Regions from separate parts of the Mus musculus genome. Here regions 1 and 3 are each linked to region 2. The links are chromatin loops, found by intact Hi-C in ENCODE. Cell type or tissue: heart. All regions are shown on one strand. Links, peaks and the distances in the headings refer to the core of each region. The heading gives the core; the rest is flanking DNA. Region 1 holds the start of Diaph3 (diaphanous related formin 3). Region 2 holds the start of Tdrd3 (tudor domain containing 3). Region 3 overlaps Diaph3 (diaphanous related formin 3).

The links. Hi-C counts contacts between places; a loop is a spot of excess contacts. Peaks named below come from ENCODE experiments on the same cell type or tissue, not always from the same donor. Only the 100,000 strongest peaks of a DNase experiment are listed, where the experiment ranks them.
Region 1: a loop joins it to region 2, with 4 times the contacts of the local background. A loop is called at or near these places in 14 of 42 quality-filtered maps.
Region 3: a loop joins it to region 2, with 1.9 times the contacts of the local background. A loop is called at or near these places in 14 of 42 quality-filtered maps.

The regions. Positions count from the first base shown.
Region 1 is chr14:87,138,806-87,145,914 of GRCm38, forward strand. It overlaps Diaph3 (diaphanous related formin 3), which reads right to left and starts at 2,419. Exons shown (of 28, transcript NM_019670.2): 1 at 2,193-2,419. The coding sequence starts at 2,309. In heart, for the core only: no CTCF peak of the experiment used is centred there; a DNase peak (open chromatin) is centred at 2,496; H3K4me3 peaks cover 2,053 bases; H3K27ac peaks cover 1,575 bases.
Region 2 is chr14:87,411,511-87,418,619 of GRCm38, forward strand. It overlaps Tdrd3 (tudor domain containing 3), which reads left to right and starts at 5,073. Exons shown (of 14, transcript NM_172605.3): 1 at 5,073-5,338. The coding sequence starts at 5,298. In heart, for the core only: CTCF peaks have their summits at 3,664 and 5,119; DNase peaks (open chromatin) are centred at 4,451, 4,991 and 5,601; H3K4me3 peaks cover 2,018 bases; H3K27ac peaks cover 1,901 bases.
Region 3 is chr14:87,130,674-87,137,782 of GRCm38, forward strand. All of the region lies in intron 1 of Diaph3 (diaphanous related formin 3), which reads right to left. Among named protein-coding and RNA genes, the nearest start is that of Diaph3, 7.0 kb to the right of the region's middle. In heart, for the core only: no CTCF peak of the experiment used is centred there; no DNase peak of the experiment used is centred there.

The DNA.
Region 1 (7,109 bases), core at 287-5,286, 270 kb before region 2:
GGAAAAAAAAAAAAAATACACATATGCCGGCATGGTGGTTTACGCCTTTAATCCCAGCACTCAGGAGGCAGAGGCAGGTGGATTTCTGAGTTCAAGGCCAGCCTGGTCTACAGAGTGAGTTCCAGGACAGCCAGGGCTATACAGAGAAATCCTGTCTCGGGGGGAAAAAAAAAAAAAAAACACATATATACATAGCAACAACTAAAGAAAAAGAGGACATAAATTTAAGAAAGGGGGTGGCACACAGCAGGAGCTGAAGGGAGGAATGGGGCTAGGGAAAATGATGTAATTATATTATAATCTCAAAACATTTAAAAATTACAATAATAAAATTAATATGTAAGTAAAAGTCTAACTGTGGAGATCATCAAGAATCCAAATTACTTCTAAATGAATTATGAAGTCATGATTCAAATCAAGCCCCACCCATGAACTCAACATTGTAGAGTTCAACATCTTAGAACTTCAGCATGTTGTCTTTTAGACTTCATTTCAGCATGACTTTTAGCAAATGGTATGGGCACTGTGGCATACCAGAGAAATAATAAAAAACACAATCATCAGCCTTCAGTAACATCAAATATTTATTCAAGAACGCTATGTTGTAAACTACAGAAAATCACACTTCCGTGGCAGCCAAGACATGTGCTGAGCACTAACCCAGAAAGTCAATTATAAAAAAGAAGAGATGGGCCGGGCGTGGTGGCGCACGCCTTTAATCCCAGCACTAGGGAGGCAGAGGCAGGAGGATTTCTGAATTCGAGGCCAGCATGATCTACAAAATGAGTTCCAGAACAGGCAGGGCTATACAGAGAAACCCTGTCTCAAAAAGCCAAAAAAAAAAAAAAAAAAAAAAAAAGAAAGAAAGAAAAAGAAGAAGAGGAAGAGGAGGAGGAGGAGGAAGAGGAGGAGGAGGAGGAAGAGGAGGAGAAGAAAGAGGAGGAGAAGAAAGAGGAGGAGGAGGAGGAGGAGGAGGAGGAGATGGGGGCTGGTGAGATGGTACAGCGGTTAAGAGCACGGACTACTCTTCCGAAGGTCCTGAGTTCAAATCCCAGTCACTTGGTGGCTCACAACCATCCATAATGACATCTGACACCCCCTCCCGGTGTGTCTGAAGACAGCTACGGTGTACTTACATAAAAATAATAAATAAATCTTTAAAGAAGAAGAAGAGGAGGAAGAGGAGGAGGAGGAGGAGGCAGCATCTCATGGATCCCTCTCAGAGTGGACAGAATCTATCATGACCAGGTTAACTCTCTCCTATCCTCGTGTTATTTTGATGCTCAATTCTGCATAATCAACCCCCACTTATCTCAACATGTCTCTGCTCTCAGCTTTATTCAATTACAAGTAAATATTACACTTAGCGATTGATCCACAATCTATTATTTTGGATATAATCATGGTATAAATTCCTGAAATTGTATTTGACAAGAAAGGGCAAAGCCTGTTCCTATCAATACATAAAAATAATTTCCCCATACTTCTAAGGAAAACTAACAGTCAGTGTTAACTCTGCAATTCTCTTGGACTAATACCAAAACCTACCAACCCACACAATCAGACAATCTGAATGAAATCATCCTCATTACCTAGTTTCCTTCCAGCTGACACTAACTAAAAGCTTACCAGGTGCTAATCATAGCTCTTCCTTAAGCTTTAAGAACGCAAAGCCAACCCGATTAACGAGTTTCAGATACTTGAAGACTCCTTCCAAGCTAAACATGACATTCTTTAGCAGTGACTACACAACCCGCCAAGTTTGAAAACGAGTTGCCTCAACTTGTAAAAATACGTCCACCTTAAAAGGTTCTTGTTGAATTAAAATATTAGACGGGGGAGGGAGGGCTATCAGCTAGAAGTTCACTTTCTGTCTGACTGACTGTTCTACTAAAGGGATGGGGTAAATTTTAACTTTCTTTTAAAATGCAGAATCCGCCTTGATGACGTCAGTACACAGCCATTTGAACTGTTTTTCAGATACGCCCAAAGAACTGCCAGGCTTCACAGACATCAGGGCATTCGTCCCAGAAAGGAATCGAATCCCGCCTTGTCACTGGGGATCTAAGCGGATTAACAGCTCAGGCCTTCTGAAACAAACCTAGCTCCCAGCTCCCGGGGATGTCACCTGGGGGACAGGGAGTTGTAGGCCGCGGGAGTCGCCGCACGTTGTGGCTCTGGCCCACACTTACCAACTTGGGTCGCTTCTCCCCGGGCTCGTAGGGGCCAGCGGGCGGCGCGGACTGCAAGCCCTTCCTCCGCGACGACTTGCTGTCCCGGCCGAGAGCGCGCGCCCGGTGCCTCTCCATCTTCCCGGGTCTAGGTCGCGACCTGATCTGGGGCTTTGCTCCGCGGGCTCAACTTCCCGGTCCCACGCCCACTGCGCATTAACCGCTGCACACGGCTGGGCCAATCTATCTGAAATCTCCCGCCACCACAAGCAGCCCGGTCAGCCAATCCCGCGCCGCGGAACCTGTGACGCAAGGGCCCCGCCTTTTCCGGGGATGCCAAAGCCTGGGCCTGATTGGCCCTTCGGCCTGTCCATCGCGCTTCTCGCCCTCTGGCTATGCAGGCTGCTTGCCAGATGGTACATAGTAAGGAACGGGTTTGGAAGGAAGGTTGAGCTAAAGAGAGTCTCTAACAAGGCTTCCCTTGGACTTTCAGAGTAGGTTCTTGAAAAATCTGAGCCGCAGGGAACCTCTCTCAGTACTGTTTCAGCAGCACTGAATACGAAAGCAACTGATAAGCCCTTTGAGTAGTCTCTGGAGATCTCAGGGTCTAGGAAAAATACTTCTACTACTTGCCAGCGCCCATGCCTCTTAGAAGAGATGTTTACCATTTTTTGATTACCGTTTATATAAAAATACTGCTGTCGTCTCAGAGAGAATAGAGTTCATTCTAGAACCAGAAATGAGTGACCGCAGCCAGGTGGTGTGAACATCGGTTGAAGCACGGAAGAAAGTCATTTCAAAGACATTAGGACAGACCTACAGGTGCTACGAGATGCACAGTCTTGTTTGAGGTTGGTGGAAGTTAGTGGACTTTTAAGGAAGAGCAAAAGGCGTCACGTGATAGTCGTAGGTATGTTAGATCTAACGCAGCGATGAATGGCAATTACGTGAGCCAAGATTACTTGGCTCTGGATTGGCAGCATTCCATGTCTCTACAATCATTGGAATTCTAACCTGTCAATTAAGCGCGTAGAATTTTTACTACAGGTGCGGCTTTTTCTGGAACTCCAGTTCACATTGTTCAGCACTTACAGCATGCCTCAAAGCCTAAATGCGTACTCAGGGTCAACCAAAAATTAAAAGGAATAGGGTCCAAACAATTCACAGTTTAATGTGTTTCACAGGTATTGACACAAAACAAAATGTAAAATTATAACAGCCATTCTACAGGTTTTTAAGTTCAGGTGGCAATCCTAAATATAAAGTAGAGGAAAGGGTCAGAACCTGGGTTCAAGGCAAGCAAGCACCTATCCCCAATATGCCAAATAAAGACATTAGTAATGAAGAGAAAATTCTGGAGATCAACTCAGTGTGGCTACACAAGGAAAAGGAACAAATAAAGAAATCCAGGAATCTCCCAAGTGCATCCTTAAAGATATTGACCTTCTGACTATGGAGGTGATTCAAGCCAAGACAAGTAAACATAAACTATTGATTTTGGTACAAGAAATAGTTCTAGGTATTCCACAGAGACTAGCACAGGGATTCAGAAAATGAACCTAAGGTTTCATCTACAGCTTTTAGAGGTTTAGGTTTAGTTCTGGTCTTGCAGGTACTGTTTGCTCCTTTTCTTGTTATAATGTGAGTTTTTATTATTGTCACACAGATTTTCATCTTCAGTGAGCATATACTAAAGGCAGATTCCAAGAGATTACCAAGGTCACCGGAAGAAGTACCTGGCTCTGTCACGATGGACAAGGAAGATGAAGCTTCCATTCTTACCATTTGGTAGCTGCGTGGTGTTGGAGGTGATGTGTGACTTCCTTTGCTTCTCCATCAACAAACACTTCAAATAGGAATGCTTCAGCTTACGTGAGACAACATACAGAAAGCACACAGACCTATCGGTGCAATGCAGCCAAAGACAACCAAGAGACAGACAGACCTATAGTTGGGACAATTTAGATTTATTACAAAACATGTGAACATCGCTGTGATGAACCACGAGGCTCTTAGAAGATGATGCTACAAATCACTTGAAAGATCTGCATTTTGCCGGGGTGATTTGAGGAAAACCTCACAGAATACTATTAGGAGGAATGGCCAGGACTGGGTGCTGTCTTGAAGTGGGAGCAGTTTAATGCCCAGGATATCTTGATGTTTCCTAGGAGCATGATAGCGTGAAGCTATAACTAACAGCATGGCAGATTCTCAGAATGAGGAATGGACAATGTCGAAAGACAAAATCCAAACAAATTTGCTTTTAAAAAGTAATTGCAGCCAGACATGGTGGCGTGGCACGCCTTTAATCCCAGCACTTGGGAGGCAGAGGCAGGCAGATTTCTGAGTTCGAGGCCAGCCTGGTCTACAGAGTGAGTTCCAGGGCTATACAGAGAAACCCTGTCTTGAAAACCAAAAAAAGAAAAAAAGAAAACAGTAATTGCATTATATTTTCTTTTTCTTTCTTTTCTTTTTTTCTTTTTCTTTTTTTCTTATTCCTCCACCCCCTTCCCTTCTTCCTCTTGCTCCGGCCCCACTCGCTCCGGCCCCTATATTTTCAATTGTAGAAAAATACCCTTCATCCTATCAATGACAAGGACTGTTCCACTGCGCTGAGCAACAACTGTGGTTTCATCAGCAGGAAAGGGCTAAAGAAAGCAAAAGTGAAGCCTGAAGAGCAGACTGGGTCTCTTCTCGGTCAGGTCAAAGAGGAAGGGTTGATTGAGGTAGAAAAACCTCCATGGCTAGGTGGTTCCATGGGCCTGGGGGGGGGGGGAGCGTGTGTGGGAGTGAGAAAAGGAACAGACACTCTCCATCTCCCTGAGCTTCCCACCCACAGAGGCTCAGTGAGCAGCCACCCTGTTTCTGCAGCTCTGTCTTCCCCACCTTGACTTACGCTCTACCTTGGAGGTAAAATAAACCCTTCCATCCGTCAGTTGATTTTGTCAAATATTTTATGGCAACAAGAAGAAAGTGAATTACTACAGGGGGAAACGAGCCCCCTTTAGAGTTCAGTGGGAACATGCAGCAATAAGAGGGAGTAACTCTGCTCTGGTTTGGTCTGCTGGAGCCTGTAATCAGAGCTGAACCCATAATGACGATTACTTAGTCCTTAATAGCTCCCCATGAATTTACGTCTTATGGGCATTTTGATATTACATACTAATTTTTTTTCTATGCTTAGACAAAGTTAAGCAGTGTTGTTTTGCCTTATTTCATCATGGTCACAGAGTGCCCTTGTCTGACACCGGTGTTCTCTAGACAATAAGATATTGTGTAGCAGGACAACAGCAACATGACCTGGCTGTGAGTGTCAGATCAGTTCCTAAAAACTTTAACCTACTTCAAAGTGTCAAGATGTCAACTTGTTGCTTTCTTTCTCAAGCCCTTCGCACTTAAAAAGATTCTAATGTAAACAAGCAGGAGCTTGCGTTTCTGTTTAGAAAGGGCACTCTGGATTCTCCCACTGAGATTCACTGCACCTGCAGCACACTATTGAAAAGAATGTTTGGAGAACTTTTTAAGTATGTTTGTGGTGGTTTGAATATGCTTGGCTGATGGAATGAGGCACTATTAGGAGGTGTGTCATGATTGGAGGAGGTGTGGACTTCTTAGAGGAAGTGTGTCACCATGGGGATGGGCTTTGAGGCTCCTGTGCTCAGGCTCTGTCCAATGCAGAAGAGACCATCCTCCTGGTTGCCTGGCAAAGACAGTGTGTCCTCCACTTCCAGCACTAAGCCTACCTGGATGCTGCCCACCATCCAGCACTAAGCCTACATCCCAGTACTCCTGAAGCTGAGGCAGAAGGATCATATGTTTTAATTCAATCTGGATTAAACAGTGAGGTCCTGTCTCAAAAAATACTTTTGAGAACAGTACACAATATGGAGGTCTGGCTTGTGAAATTTCAGAGATAAGATTAAAGACTCTTTTCAGGGCCATTGCTGTTTTGTTAGGCTTATGCCACCATACCAGTCTTGAAAAAAAAAAATCAAATTGTATTTCTTTTATTTTTCCCCTTATATTGAAAATAGTTTTTTTCTTACATAATATAAACTGATTACAGTTTCCCCTTCCTCTACTCTTCCCAGTTTCCCAGTGCTGTCTTTTTTTTCTACTGTATATTTCTGGATTCTTTATCAAAAATCAGGTATTCATAGATAGATACATTTATGTCAGCGTCTCAATTAGATTCCACTTATCAACATGTCTGGTTTTGTGCTATTTTTATTATTATAGCAATGTGGTAAAATTTTTGGGAAAGTAATTCCAGCAGTTTTTTAATGTAAGTATTATTTTAGCTATCCTGTTGTCTTAATTAGGATTTTAGTGCTGAGAACAGACACCAAGACAACTCCTAGAAGGACAACATTTAATTGGGGCTGGCTTACAGGTTCAGTTCATTATCATCAAGGCAAGAGCATGACAGCATCCAGGTAGGCACAGTGCAGAAGGAGTTGAAAGTTCTGCATCTTCATCAGAAGGCTGCTGGAAGACTAGCTCCCGTGTGGTTAGGAGGAGAGTCTCATTGCCCACCCCCACAGTGACACACTTCTTCCTACAAGGGCATGCCTCCTAACAGTGCTACTCCCAGGGGACCCAAGTATATTCAAACAACCGCACCTGTGTTTTTTGTTTTTTCTATATAGTGAGGGATAAGAGGAGGGGGCTGAGGAGGTCCACATGTGGGGGGAAAGTATGGTGTGTCACCAGGATCTGCTTAGTCCTCTGGGAATGAGGGCACAGGGTGGGGCGAGGCCACAACAGACAGCCTGCTACAGAGCTGGGATGAGACTGGGGGATTGGCTTTGGAGGAGAGAAGGAAGAGTGACTATCTGAGGCCTGCTACCTGCTTCACTGGCCTACTCGTTTCTCTTGCAGGCTTGACTGATGGAGTTTGGACACAGGATAACAGGATGGGGGTGTGTGTTTGGGGGA
Region 2 (7,109 bases), core at 699-5,698:
AGAACAGGTGGTCATCTGGGGCTCACTCCCTGCCCAGACCATGTGACACCAGATGGGGGTTGTCTCTAGGTTTTTGTTTTGTTAAACTCAGTGTTCATTACATATCACAAGTTGGTCTCAAACTCACATGCTGTGCCAAGAAGTGTTTGTGAATCCCAAAAGGCCACCAAAGAGTCAATTCTGATGAAATCACATTAGGGTCTCTTTATTCAAGCTCCAACTTGGGCCACACCACCGTTTCTAATGCAGCAGGACGGGAGGATGTGGCCCTGAGCCCAGTTCCAGCAAGCATTTATAGAGGAAGGAGAGGCTGTCTAGCCTGGCACACATTTGATTGGTGGGTTGGGAGGGGAGCATGATGGCCTTTAATATAATTGGCTGGTGCTGGGAACCTAACCATAAACTTCTGTTTTCCTCCGATTGCTCGCTGTTAGGAAGTGAAGTGCAGGGGCACCTGGAGGTGCAGATTGGTGGGGAATAACCTGGAAACTGGTGCTCGGTACTGGCCTGTTAGTTAACTTGAGTTCAACCTTAGGTCGGGTTCTCTAAGATGTGAGCCTGAACCCATAAGATCTGGTTTGCCACACACAGTCCTCTTACTCAGCATCCTAAATGCTGATATTACCCATGTGTAACACCTTGCCACCATGCCTGTTTGGTTTCAGTTCTTCTTAAATGTCAACCACCTTTTCAGTTTTGGGGCTCTATCGAACTATCACCTTTCTTATACATTTTAAAAATTATGTTTGGCATGATTGGAAACAAAAGAATCTAGACAATTTTTATTCATTGTATTTAATTTTTTTTTAATTTATAAATTTATTTATTTACTTTATATCCCAGCATCAGCCCTCCTTCTCCCAATTTTATTCCCCTCATGCAGCTCCTCCCCCATTCCACCTTCTCCTTCTCTTTGGAGAACGAGGAACCTCTTCCTTAAGTGTCATTACCCAGTTAATCCTCCCCCCTTCCCGCACATCAAATCACTGTGGGGCTAGGCACATCTTCTCCCACTGAGGCCAGCCAAGGCGGTCCATTTAGGGGAGCAGGATTAACAAACCGGCAGGCAGAACAGACCATTTTTATGTTAAGCGGAAATTATCTTCATTTTATTCCCAGTACCATATCCTGGGGCTGAGGACCACACAAGTGTACATTTCTTGTATGTGAGAGCTTTACATGTTTGAAGGTCACTATTGTAGCACTTTTATTCTCTTCTGTTTAAACTGTTCACTTTCTTGTCCCTATATTGATCATGAGCTCAATAAACCAGCCCTGTTTAGCTGAGATCGATGTCTGTGTAAACCTCTCAGACTCAGTGGGGCAATTTCCAGACCTTATCTGGACTCAAGCTGTGTGAACACGTGGCTTGGTATGAGTGTAGAGCATTTCTTTCTCTGTACTAACTCTCCCTAGGCCTAGGTCTGGAAGCTTTTATCATCTGTACAATTTAATATTTCAAACTGACTGATTCAATCTGTCTTCTCTTGACTTGTGACTGACTTGCTCTATTTGCTTGCCCTCATACTAACTTGGGCAATATGTTCTAATTTTCTGTTTCCTTCTCATTGTCTGGCCTGTTCAATCTTCACCTGTATCTAGTGTGTTCTCTGCAACCTGTCTCTGTAAAACTGCCCTGACCAAACTGCCATAAACACCTGCCCCTCTTGTTGCTCTTAAGTGTTTTCTCTTTCCTATCTGTTCTCATTAGGCTTATCTCATTTTGTCATGTCACTTTGTTTTCCTCTCTATTAGACATCACTTTCAAACATGGCTGCTTCTTTCTACAAACTAACCTTTATCTTCACTGGTAGAGATTAAAAATGTGTGCTAAGGGCACGTCTGTGTTCCAGCCAGATCCAACTGTAATCCAAGGTGTGTCTGCATTCTAGATCATAGGTAGATCATAGTTTTAGCGTTCATCCCTGTTCAGCTATGTTCTTCTGCCCTTTTCAGTATGAGAATTTTTTTCCTTCACTGAAATTACAGGGGAATCCAAGTGATTTTGTTCACTTCTTTTTGGATGTCAATTTATTTCTTTATTTATTCCCAACAGATTTAATATCCTCTGCTTTTTTTTTAATCTACCAAAAACCTCTTTTTTTTTAATTCTTAGGATTTTTCCTTTCAAATTCAGCTCATTGAGGACTTTGTATTTACAGTAAATTAATGATTTATCTGATACAAGATAAAATTTATCTACTCAGCTGTTATCATTTTCCATGGTATCAGATTATCTTTACAGAACAGTATTTCAATGAAAAATTTTGGGATTGTTAGTATAATTCATTTTGGCTTTTTTAAAAGTTGGAAATATTTAAAATCTAGGGGAAAGTTAAAAAAAAACAAAAACTATGCACCAGGACCCTTGGATGGATTTGTTTTTAATATCTTGCCATATTTTCTCCTCTATCTCATATATACACATACATACATGGATATAAAGTATGTGCAAATACATTATAGTATAATTCATCATAAATAAATACACCGGCATAGGATTTCCAAGATTTCATTATAGTATCTAATGATAACTCCATTAACACACTGAAATTCAATATTTGGTCTATTTTCAAATTTCTGTATTTGCTATGAAATTTTATAAAATTTCTCTAGATTTAGGACTTTTGTTTTATCTCTTCGTGTTTGTATGTGACAATGGGTCTGAGTATGTCGCTCTGGCTGGCCTGAAAATATCGATGGAGACCAGGCTGGCCTTGAACATCAGATTCTCCTGACTCTGCCTCTCAAGTGCTGGGATTAAAGGTGTGTGCCACCACTGCCTGGTCCTGATATTGCACTATTGATATTTTACACCAGCAAATTTTTGAGGGTTCCACAAGTGTCCTGCGCATTGCAGGTTGTTTGTCTCCAACCCTGGCTTCTACCCACCAAATCCGATTGACCTCATGCACTCTCCGAGGCTGTAGCATCGAAGTGTCCCTACACATTGTTAAATGTGCCCACGAGCTTCTGACCCAGCACCTGACTGAGAACCATCACCTAGAAGCTAAAGTTAAAAGAACACTGGTAAGTGTATTTCTTAAGAGACGTTAATGTCTAGTGGAAGGGAGCACACATCAGGCTGAGCGACTGATTCCAGGACTCGTTTAAGGCATTCTTTGTTGTAAGGATAAAGGCATTTCCCCCTCTGCTGTACACTATCATTTTAATACACTGCTATGCGAAGATTTTGTATTCCTATGGACTTTTATCCAGTTTATTTCAAAAATTCAATGTGCCATTAATGTCATGATTTTAGTTTTTGATGCTCTTATTATAACAAATTCCTCCAGTAGGAATCACACTCTTGAAGTGGGTTTGGTATTTTGTGCAATGTTTAACTTTAGTCATAAGCACCTGCAATGGTAAATTCTTATTGTATCACACTGAATGTGAGAACCAGTTTAAAGGCTTATTTATTCAATAGTTCTGGTTACTGGGACATTATAACTTTCACTTAATTTACACGAATAAAAAGTTATGTTTGGGGCTGGTGAGATGGCTCAGTGGGTAAGAGCACCCGACTGCTCTTCTGAAGGTCTGAAGTTCAAATCCCAGCAACCATATGGTGGCTCACAACCACCCGTAATGAGATCTGATGCCCTCTTCTGGTGTATCTGAAGACAACTACAGTGTACTTACATATAATAAATAAATAAATCTTAAAAAAAAAAGTTATGTTTGCTATGGTCTATTTAATAACAAAGTTGGCAATTAACCTGAGCTGTCCATTTACTTTTATTTATTTTTTTCCCCCTCTGTGTTCAGGTCAGCTTGTACATATAAACACACTTGCTGCTCATGGATGATTTAAAACATTTTCTACCACTGCAAATACTAGGAAAGAAATTTATTCCAGTTTCTGAACATGCTGTACACATTTAATTATACGTAGGAGCAAATGTGTGTTCAGAAAGACATCATAGCATATTTCCCAAGGAAGGCATAGTGACTTTAGAACTGTGAACAGCTAAAGTGAGAAAATGGAGATTTCAGTTAACTTCTGGATGCTTAATACCCTTCTTTCTCTAATAAGTTGCTTTTAAGTCTCAGGAGCAGCTGCCAATTTTGCAGTCTCTCCGAAGTCTGGCTCAGTGACGGTGACAGTAAAGGTGAAGCAGCCACCGCGACGGGTTGCAGACCGAATATAAGTTATTTTTTTATTATTAGATGTTTTCTTTATTTACACTGCAAATTTTATCGACTATAAGTTCTTAAATAGCCTGTAAGTCTGCAGAATCACTGGGAAATAACTTGCCCCCGACTCTCCTCCTCCGCGCCACCGTCCCAGGAGGAGAAGGACCCAGATTCTGGAGTAAACTTTTTAGGAGCACCAACAGGCCCGCCCCGACCCAGAAACCTCTTCTCTGATTGGGCTGTGTGACTCCTGATTGCCCAATCACGATAGGAGCGTTCCGGCGCAGCTCGGTGGCGTCGCTGCGCGTGCCCAGTCGGGGACACGCCGTGCACCCCGGTCCTCCCGCGTGCGGCAAAGGGCACGGCGTAGGGCGGTGCTAGCCCGGTTAGGTGCCGGTGCCAAGGTCGCTGGGCCACGCTGGGTTAGGGCTACGCCCAGCAGGAGGGTGACAAGAAAAAAAAGTCTTGTCCCTGTTGCCCAGTTTCAAAGCCAACTCCCTTAAGTGCAGGGTTAGGGTGTCGCGCTCACCCAACTGCCTGCGGGGACCCAGAGTGGGGTGCGAGCCGCAGTCTCTGAGCCTCGGCCGACCGCAAGGCCGGGCGAATGGAGCGGGCCCTGGTGACAACAGCCAGCTCGGGTGCAGAATGGGCTGGGCTGCACCGCCCCAAACGTGGCCGTGGTAGCATCATCCCCGATGCGCCGCCGCCCGGGCCGCGGGGGTCCGTGTCCCGCCCCGTGAGGCAGCCTAGTCCCTGGGATGCGCGGCTCCCGCATGTGTGTGCAACTTAGAAAGTGACCAAGCAGCCCGGTCCCCGGCAGCAGGAGCGGCGCCAACCAGCCTAGCCTAGCGCCGTCCCCCGCGGCGCCGTGTCCGATCCCCGGCCCAGGCCGCGTTTGGCGGCTCGCCGCTCCCAGCCCGGGCCGGCCCCTGCGGCCGCTCACAAAACGCGGCGAGCGGAACCCGCACGCGGAAGCGCCCGTCTCACTGAGCATGCCCAGTGGCACAGTCGAACAGAGGAGTTTTTTTTTCTTTTTCTTTTCTTTCTTCTTTTTTTCCCCCTCTTTCTTCTTTTTCTTTTTTCTGGGTCTCCAGTAGGAGGCCCGTCCCCCACCCTCAGTTCAGACCCCCGCCGTCCCCGAGCCTGAACAGCTAACCATGGCCGAGGTGTCCGGCGCCGCGTTGTCCCAGGCGGGTTGGTAAGTGCCGCGTCGCGCCGGCCGCCCGGCCCCGGGCTCGGGTCCGGCCCCGGGGAAGGTCGGGAGAGGGGCGCCGGGGATGCGGCGAGGAAGGCGGCCACGGCCACCCGCCCCCGTCCTCTCGGGGGCCCTCGGGGCCGGCTCCGCCCCCGGCGCCACGCGGAGCTGGGCGAGCGTCCCCGCTCCCCTAGGGGCGGCGGCCTGCGACCGGGAGCGGCGCGCCGGCGGCAGCGGCGGCGGCGGCCCGCGGGGAGAGAGCGAGGCCTCGGGGCCGGGGAGCGGGCGGCGGCCAGGCCCCGAGCCGCGCCGCTCAGGAGCACCCGCGGGGCCGAGCACGGCGCGCCGCCGCCCCTGGAGGGTGTCGCTGCGGCGGACGCGGGAGGCGGCGGCCTGCGGGAAGTTGGCGGGAGCACGGAGCCCAGCCCCGCGCGGCGGCCGGAGCCGGCCCGCTGCCCTCGTTTCAAACTACCGCGCTGACCGGAGCGCCGCTGCCCTTGCTGCACGCTCAACTCGCGAAGCAGAGAATGACCGTCCCGGCTACTCGTGCCGGGGCTGCCCCGTGGAACTTTTCTGGAAAGGATGGTGTTGGTCTGATCTTTTTTTAAAAAATACTTTTCCAGCCGTGACTTTTGGGGATCTGAAAGCAATGACAAATTACTTGACATTAAGCAGTTTCTGGAATTGCAGCCACACCAGTTGTAAACATCCAGTTTAATTCAGCGTCGCTTTCCCCAGCCTGGCGTAGGTACCTTCTGGGCTGATGGGTAGGGGTGAGGATGAAATACAGATTACTCGTCCCAGCTTTCTGAAACTACACTTTAGTGAGAAGGGAGATCAAGAAAACTATCGCAGTGTTAGCAAAGCGTGAAGGACAGACCGAGCACTTGATGACTGAAGGAGAGAAGTGGGTTCTGGCAGATGGTGAAGAAAGACTTTGCAGATGTAGAGTTAGGAATGTGTTCATTTTGGAGAAAGGACACTAGATCCTAGAGGTAACTGGAAGTAGGGAGGTATTTGAGGATTAAAGCCAAGAAGGAGGAAGCCAGTGCTTAAAGGGTTGGAATTTTACTTTGATCTTAAAGTTTTGACCAATAGGGCAGAGACAAAGCAACCCTGCTGTGAATGCTTTGCTAATTGACTTGACAGGCCTTTTTTTTTTCCTGCCCTACTCACAGGTGTAAAGATGAAGGCAAAGAATTAAGTAACTTTCTCCCATGACCTGGCTAGAAAGTGGTTGAAATAAATGTTGATGTAACTAGGCTGGTTCAGTCCTGTGTACTTAGTATTTGTTTATAAAGTACAGACCTCCTCACCCCCCGCCCCCCCCCCCATTTACTGCAAATTGTAAGTTAAAAATTTCACTTTATTCAGTTTTATTTTCCTCTTTCAATGGGATGCCTCCTTTCATTTTCTTGATTTTTTTTTTTTAACAAGGCTGTCCAGAATAAGCTTAAGTCTGTCTTCATTTTAGTTTATGTAGCCCAGGCTGGCCTCGAACTCATGATGGGATTGCAGGTTTGGATCACACCAGACTTAGCATCTATTTGAGTTCTACATTACACTGAGTCTTACTCTTATAAACTAGTGATACCCCTTTATTTACACATATGGCCTTTTGCGTAAATTCTGAAACATGGCTGCATCCTATAAGAAGGTTTGTTAGTTTATTAGGATCCCAGAAGATTCTAAATTTGTTTTATCCGGACTTTTATAACTAACTCCTTAAGGGCAGAGAAGTCTATATTATTTTTCTGTGGTATCTTAGATACTT
Region 3 (7,109 bases), core at 1,968-6,967, 280 kb before region 2:
CTCCTCAGAGAACCTCCCACATAAGCAGTCCTGCACACAGACTGCGTTTCACAGCGCTGAATGAGGCCTCCGAGACTTTGATGTGCCCCTGAAAAGTGCAGCCCCAGTAGAACTACTAACAGGGGCCACATCTGCACTGGGAAGCACTCTGTCTAACCTGTGGTAATAATTCCAACCAATGCTCACAACACCCACATACAGTGGCCATTTCCACTTTACCTCTAGGAAACTAGAAGCTTGCACACAGATTAAGAATGGGGAGGGGGGGGATATAGGGAACTTTCGGGATAGCATTTCCAGCTTAAACCTAAACTGTCCCAGTGGTTATGGCTGGGGCATAGACATGCCAATCCTGAAAACTCCTGGTAGTTTTTACATGCCTTTGCCCAATACCCCTAGACCATTTCATAAAAGGAAACAGACATGTGGGATATCTAAATTCCATTTCAGCTTACATTAATCTTGAATGACTGAAGAAACCAAGTGGTATAAAGTTCCTAGAGTAACTTGGCTCCTCAGTTAGGCAAGCATTCAGATTCTCTAAGCCTTTACTAGGCACCACAGTAAAACTGACCCTCAGGCAGCCTTACGAGCATATGCATAAAGGGACTGAAAGCTTATTGAAGGTAACATTATCAGTAAGAGCAAAACACCTTTTGACGGGAGGCTGAGTGAAGTTAGAACATGGTTTTAATTGGAGACCTTCACCCTTTATAAAGAAGTGAACCTGTCACGTTGAATTTCTGGATGTAGATTATATGTACTCCATTTTTTATATTCATTTCTCTGGCTGTCAAATTATTCATTAAAAATGAATTGTAATTGTCATCATGAATTGAATTCTAGCCAAAGTTTCAATAAACAAAAACAGTTTAATTCTTACATCCATAATTAATGTCACCAATGTGAAAACCTTTTATTTAAAATTGGGACGTTACAAGGTTTAACTTTATGATACAAATAAACAGCCCACCTTGGGAAAATGCAGCAATTAAAGTTTAAAAAAAAAAAGAAAAGAAAAGAAAAAGGGCTGGAGAGATGGCTCAGCAGTTAAGAGCACTGACTGCTCTTCCAAAGATCCTGACTCCAATTCCCAGCAACCACATGGTGGCTCACAACCATCTGTAATGGGATCCAATGCCCTCTTCTGGTGTGTCTGAAAACAGCTACAGTGTACTCGTCATATACATAAAATAAATAAGTAAAGTCTTTGAAAAGAAAAAGAAAAAACATATTCGAGGGAAATAGTTCACAATAAAATTACCCAAATAGAGCTAGGAGTGGTGGTGGCACATGTCTATAATGCCAACATTTGGAAGCCTGAAGCAGGATGATCAGGAATTCAAAGCCAATCTTTGCTATGTACTGACTTCAAAGCCAATTTACACTACACTAGACACTGTCTCAAATAAAATTATTTTAATCAAATACACAATTATGGATCTTACAATTCATCCATGTAACATAACTAAGGGTTTCAAATTTTTCTACAGCATACCTGGGAGGAAGCAGTGGCACTCTGAACAGGCAGGCACTTTAGCCATCCTTTAATTTGTGAAGGTATGACGCGAACCTCGCCTACCTGAACACAGCTCAAATCCCTCAGCACACAGAATACCCTCATCAGGTACATTACCTCCTAGCCTCCTTCCTCCTTCCTTCCCATTATTTAATACATACCATGATGCTCAATGATTGGGAACAAAGAAAATACTAACTCCATTCACAGATCTACTTTAAAAAATAGTAAAATCAAAACCTGCTTTTAAAAGATATTTTTTAATTTTAAGCCCTGTAAGACCTCAAGGAAATTACAGAGAGATAATATGAATGAAGGAGAGAAAAAGGACATTTCCATAGGATTTTTTAAAGCTTCTTGGTGAACATCTCTTTTATGATTAAATATATAAAAATATATTTAAGACTGCAAGGTTCTATTTTACCCAAGACACCTATTAGAACTAACCTTCTGACACTCGCTGTATACATCCTTCGCTACTGATTAAGTGCTGACACCATTTTTGTCTCATCATTAAACAAAAAGCTATGCTGGAAAACTTTTGTTTGATTCCAGCACTTTAAATCCAAGCAGAGTGACTTAGCTTTAACAACAAATCATCAATCGCATTAAACTAATGGCGCTGTTAATTTGTATCTTAGTGGATTTATGGTTTTGTTTTGGATTCATATGTAAATCTAGCTTAGTTTGATAGCTACAAAAGATCCACAAGTATACTTATACTCCACTTTATATGTACACATGTAACAATATTTTCATTATCATTCAAGACGATTTCAGGGTGTCACAGGGTTTTTTGGTTGTTTCATTTATATGGAGGGTTCATAGTTCCACAAGTCTCCGTTTACAAATAAGTAGTATCCCTCAGAAAGCTTTAGAGACTTGCTGTAACCATTAGTCCTGACCAGCCCTGCCACCACTGTCACCTGGCACTGCCAAATGATGTTTCTGACTCTGTACACCGGGAAGAACTACCGTGGTTTAACAGAGATTCTCCAGGATGAGGAAGTCAGTCAAATATCCAATGCCTGTGCCTAGTGACCCAAAATACACACAGAAATTGTACTACTACTATTACTATATAGCAAAAGCAGCCAACCCTTTACATAGCAAACACTCAGAGGTGACAGCCAGGAAGCACTGCTCCTCCAGGCCTATACTAACTTTGAATCTGCAAAATTGCCCTGCTTTCCTTGTGAAGAAAGGAAGGCACCTAAAGAGGCAGCTACTGCCTGCGATTGCCCACCTAACAACTGGCACGGTTGGGCTCCAAGCCCTGAGAACAGAAGTTACTGCTCGTGTTATCCATGTCCCTCCAAACAAAAACAGTAACAAAGAAAGGCAGGGAGCTGTGCGGAGAATAAAGTCCACAGCAAGCACTTCCAGAGAGCCTGCAGCAAGGTAACTGGAAACTCCATCATCTCAGCTCCAAAGCTGAACGTTTTTAAACTCTCAAATTGTCTCCTAAGTTAATAATGACCACTTGCCTTGCAATTTGAGAAAAATTGCTCCCAATGGTAAGGTGTTTCAATGCTATCCTGCTGCTACCGAGAAGACATTACCTTTGTAGATGCTGTTCAAAAAGAGCTCGTGCTTTGATCCTTAATATCCCATGAAGTAAAAGGTTATGCTTAATCTATATTTTATAGATCTAAAAGTCAAATGAGGCTCTGGGATAAACAAGCACAAGTATGGAGCAAGCATATTCCTCACCATTCACTTGACTCCTACTTTAGATGACGCTATGTGCTTAGTTAAAGACAACTCCATTAGTGTAATATCTTGGGGGGTGGGGGTCTTGTATTATTCTGCAAACATAAACAAGTTATATACATGTTAATTTACATTCTATATAAAAAGCCCATTTTAAATCCAATTTATAAGGCAATAAATATATAAAGATCCTAGGACACAGCAATAAAGTTATGCCATAAAGCAGAGTTAATTCAAGGCAACAATAATAAAAGCATGACAAATTTTAGCATTCCACCAACTGCACAAAGGTGTTTCAGGTAACATCTGTTCAGAAGCAATTGCTACAAGACAGACTAGATGCAATGCAAGGTTTCACAGTATAATAAATGTATGTCAGTTTGCTTGCTTCATAATTAAAGACATGAGCCTTTGAAAAAAGCAATTAAGCCTCACTCTAAATCTGAGACAATCATGCCTATGCCCACCCAGCCTTATACTCAAAGAAAAGGATCCAGCCCAGTCTACAAACACCAAACACTGCACAGCTCTGTTCTCAGCAGCTAACTGTACTCCCAAAAGAGCCACTTGATACATTTTTCATAACTCATACATTTAAAAAAAAATAGTGGAGAGGTGGTGATGTAAGGACCAAGCCTGGATTTCTTACAGCTATAAAACCTCTACCAAAATACTAACCTCCAAACCTCAATATCCCTACGTCTAAAGTTAAAGACAAGAGAAGCTGCTCTGCTTTCTTGGGGGGGGGGGGGTCTCTTTGGAAGGCTGCATTCTATTCATAAGGAAGAATAGAAAGGGAACTCTGAGAAAGGTTAGGGCTGTTTCTTAGAAAAACACCCTAAATAAATCCTTGCAGATGAAGGTTACTATGGCTAATACATTCCACACAGACTTTTGCTATGCATGAAAGTGCCCAAAGGCTTCAACTATGAACATTATCTGGATTCTGGATTCTGGATTCTTCAGGTTAACCAAACATCTATGTGTTCTAGGCCAGCCTGGTCTACATAGTTAGGCCAGCCAGAGCTACATAGTGGGACTCTGTCTCAAAAGATGAAGATGATGAAGACAAAGATGAAGACAAAAGGGAGGGGGTGTTCAGGGGAGGGGAGGAAGAGAAGGAAGAGGAAGAGCAGGAGGAGAAGAAATTTAAACAGATTAGATCATTCTAAGACTTCAACATGACCATCCTTGTAATGTAACTACAATACCTGCTCGACTTCCTATTACAATTGGGGAAGAAAAATAACACAAAGTAGATGGAAAAACCACAAACCATCCAGCCGTTCTAGAGGGCTGTCACGTAGGTTTCACTGTACTCAAGTCAGGATGCTGTTGTCCTCCCCGCTCTCCCCGGCTGGACACTGAAACAACTTGTGTTGGGCCATAGGCTGGACACAGGTGCTTGGGAGAACCCTGCCTCCCAGTTTCTGATGACTGCATCACTAATCTGTCACCATAGTCACATCACCTTCTCCTCCTGTCAGCAAAACTTCACCTCTCTCTAATAACCCAAAATAACCTGCCATTTTTAGCCTGCAAACATTACAGTAAAGCTCTTTTTGCCATATAAGGTAACAGCCCAAAGGCTCGGCAGATTAAGGAGACTATCTCCCTACACCTGATTCCACCAACACCAGACAATAAAGCAAGCCTGTCACTACACACCTGTTCTGATCTCACTTTTTCCTAAGTTCTAAAACAAAACACAAGTTGTCCAACTTTCTACCTCTCCCTGCCTCAAAAATCTGCCTATGGCCACGATGTCATTACCTACATGTTTATTAAAGACATTATTTTTTTTTTTTTGCTACTGTTAATAGGTTTTAGATGGGAGGGGAAAAAAAACATAAAACTCAAACTCCTAAAGTCCATAATAGAAGGCTGATTAAAGATCAGGACCTTGTGCCTGTGAGCAACTTTATATAACTCATTCCTCAAATGATAAACAAGTCTACTAATCAAACTTTGTAGGAAGGCATGGCCTTGGTCTGAGCAGCCACTCTCAACCCAACCGAACAAACCAATGAAGTTTAATCACAGTAACTGAGTTTGGCTGGTTACAGAATATCCAAACACCAGTTAACTGATTAGGCTCATCAAGCAACTAGTACAGCTATAACCCAAGACTGACAGCCCAGATTTTCCTATACCTTGTCCTGGCTCATGAATGGGGACCACAATCTGCTTGGAATTCTTCTAGATCTGGGAGCTGTCTAATCATTTTCCTTTTATTTTACTCAAGTAAACTCTATTAAATTAACTGGTGTAAGGACTGTTCCTTTTGACACTACCTACCAAAATACTCCAATTAAATATATTGGTATTTATAAGGCTTGCTCATTCATAAACAATCCCCCTAAATGGTAAATATACCACAGTCTCAATTGATAGACTCAAAGCTCAGGGACCACTGCAGAAGAGGCAGGGCAAAAACACTGTAGGAGCCACAGTGACAGGATCAAAACAAAACAAAACAAATCTCACAACCAAAACTGAAGAAATTATAAAGATATAATCAAGCAAGAGCAATCTACTTGATAGAAACCATTAACAACAAGATTTACCCTAAAGGATGTGAGAACTTTGAAAGGCTATCCCTAATTAAAGAACTCCTCTACCCACTTGAATTAATGATTTACAGGTCTTGTGCTGGATATTGGCACCCACAATACAAATGGAGACTTCTCCCAAAAGCCATGTCTTGGTCAATCTGGACCTAGAGAGTGTCACTGAGTAGCTGTGTGTGGCTAACAGCAATTAGAAGTCACTGCAAGACTTTTCACAGCAAGTAGGAAACCTTCCCACTTAGTTCTGTTCTAGACAGGAAAGAGGTCTCGGGACCAGGTGCTGCTTACAAGACCTAGAGCAGGCTCCAGGGCAATTATTTTACTAAGTCTCCCTCTTAAATTCTCTACAGAGACCACCTTTCCCTCTCAGCACCTAAATACACAGTGCTTCCTGTATCAGCCAAGGTGGTTGGTTTGGAAGCAGCACACAGCAGTTGATTCAGCCAAACATCAGACAGGTACCAGCTTCTACTATTTACACTTATCTAGGAAGATAGGAAATAAGCTACAAATATTCTTACCCAATTCACAAATGACTCAGTTTTATATTCAGTAGAAAAGAAGGATTCATTAGTCTGTCTCATCAACATGGGATCCAGTAGGCACCAGAGGCGGGGCTTAACTAAAACAGGAACCATGTGACCAGTTTACATTCCATGCTACTATTGGCTTGAGGCTTTACAGAAGTGAACAAAAAAGGAAACTACTAAATCATGCCTACCTTTGCCATATGGCAAAGGTACATTACTTGTTCTAAAAGCTCAGAAAATGACAGTGACCCAATGAAATCAGGCTAACATCGCTTCATCTCAATCAAGGCAAAGCCAAGAACTGACTTGACATCCAGCAATAAAGCTGACTAAACTACAGACCAATCATGCCATCCCGAAACAAGAGTGCCATTATGTGGTTATCGGGAAGTGAGGGGCTGAAAGGGCTGTTCAGAGAGCAAAAGAGACTAAGCAATGGGCCTCTGGCAAAAACACAGGTGAGGAGTTATCGTCCACTAGGAAAAGTAGTCCTAAATCCGCTTCCTCCTCAGGCTTCTGGTGGAAACACAACAGCACCTCCACAGAGAAGCACCCCAGTTCAGGCACCCTGGAATCCCACTGGCTTAACATGATGCGCTTACTTAAGCCAGCAAGCAGCCGTGAAATCAAGCCAATGTAGATCCGAAGACTGCACACACCACAGCTATCGAGGAATAAACAGCCAAGGCACAAAGGACTAACTATCAAGAATGCCCAGACGGGTATGAAAAAGCAGCCAAGTACCAAGAGAAAAAGCAACTGCTACAGTCAAATATC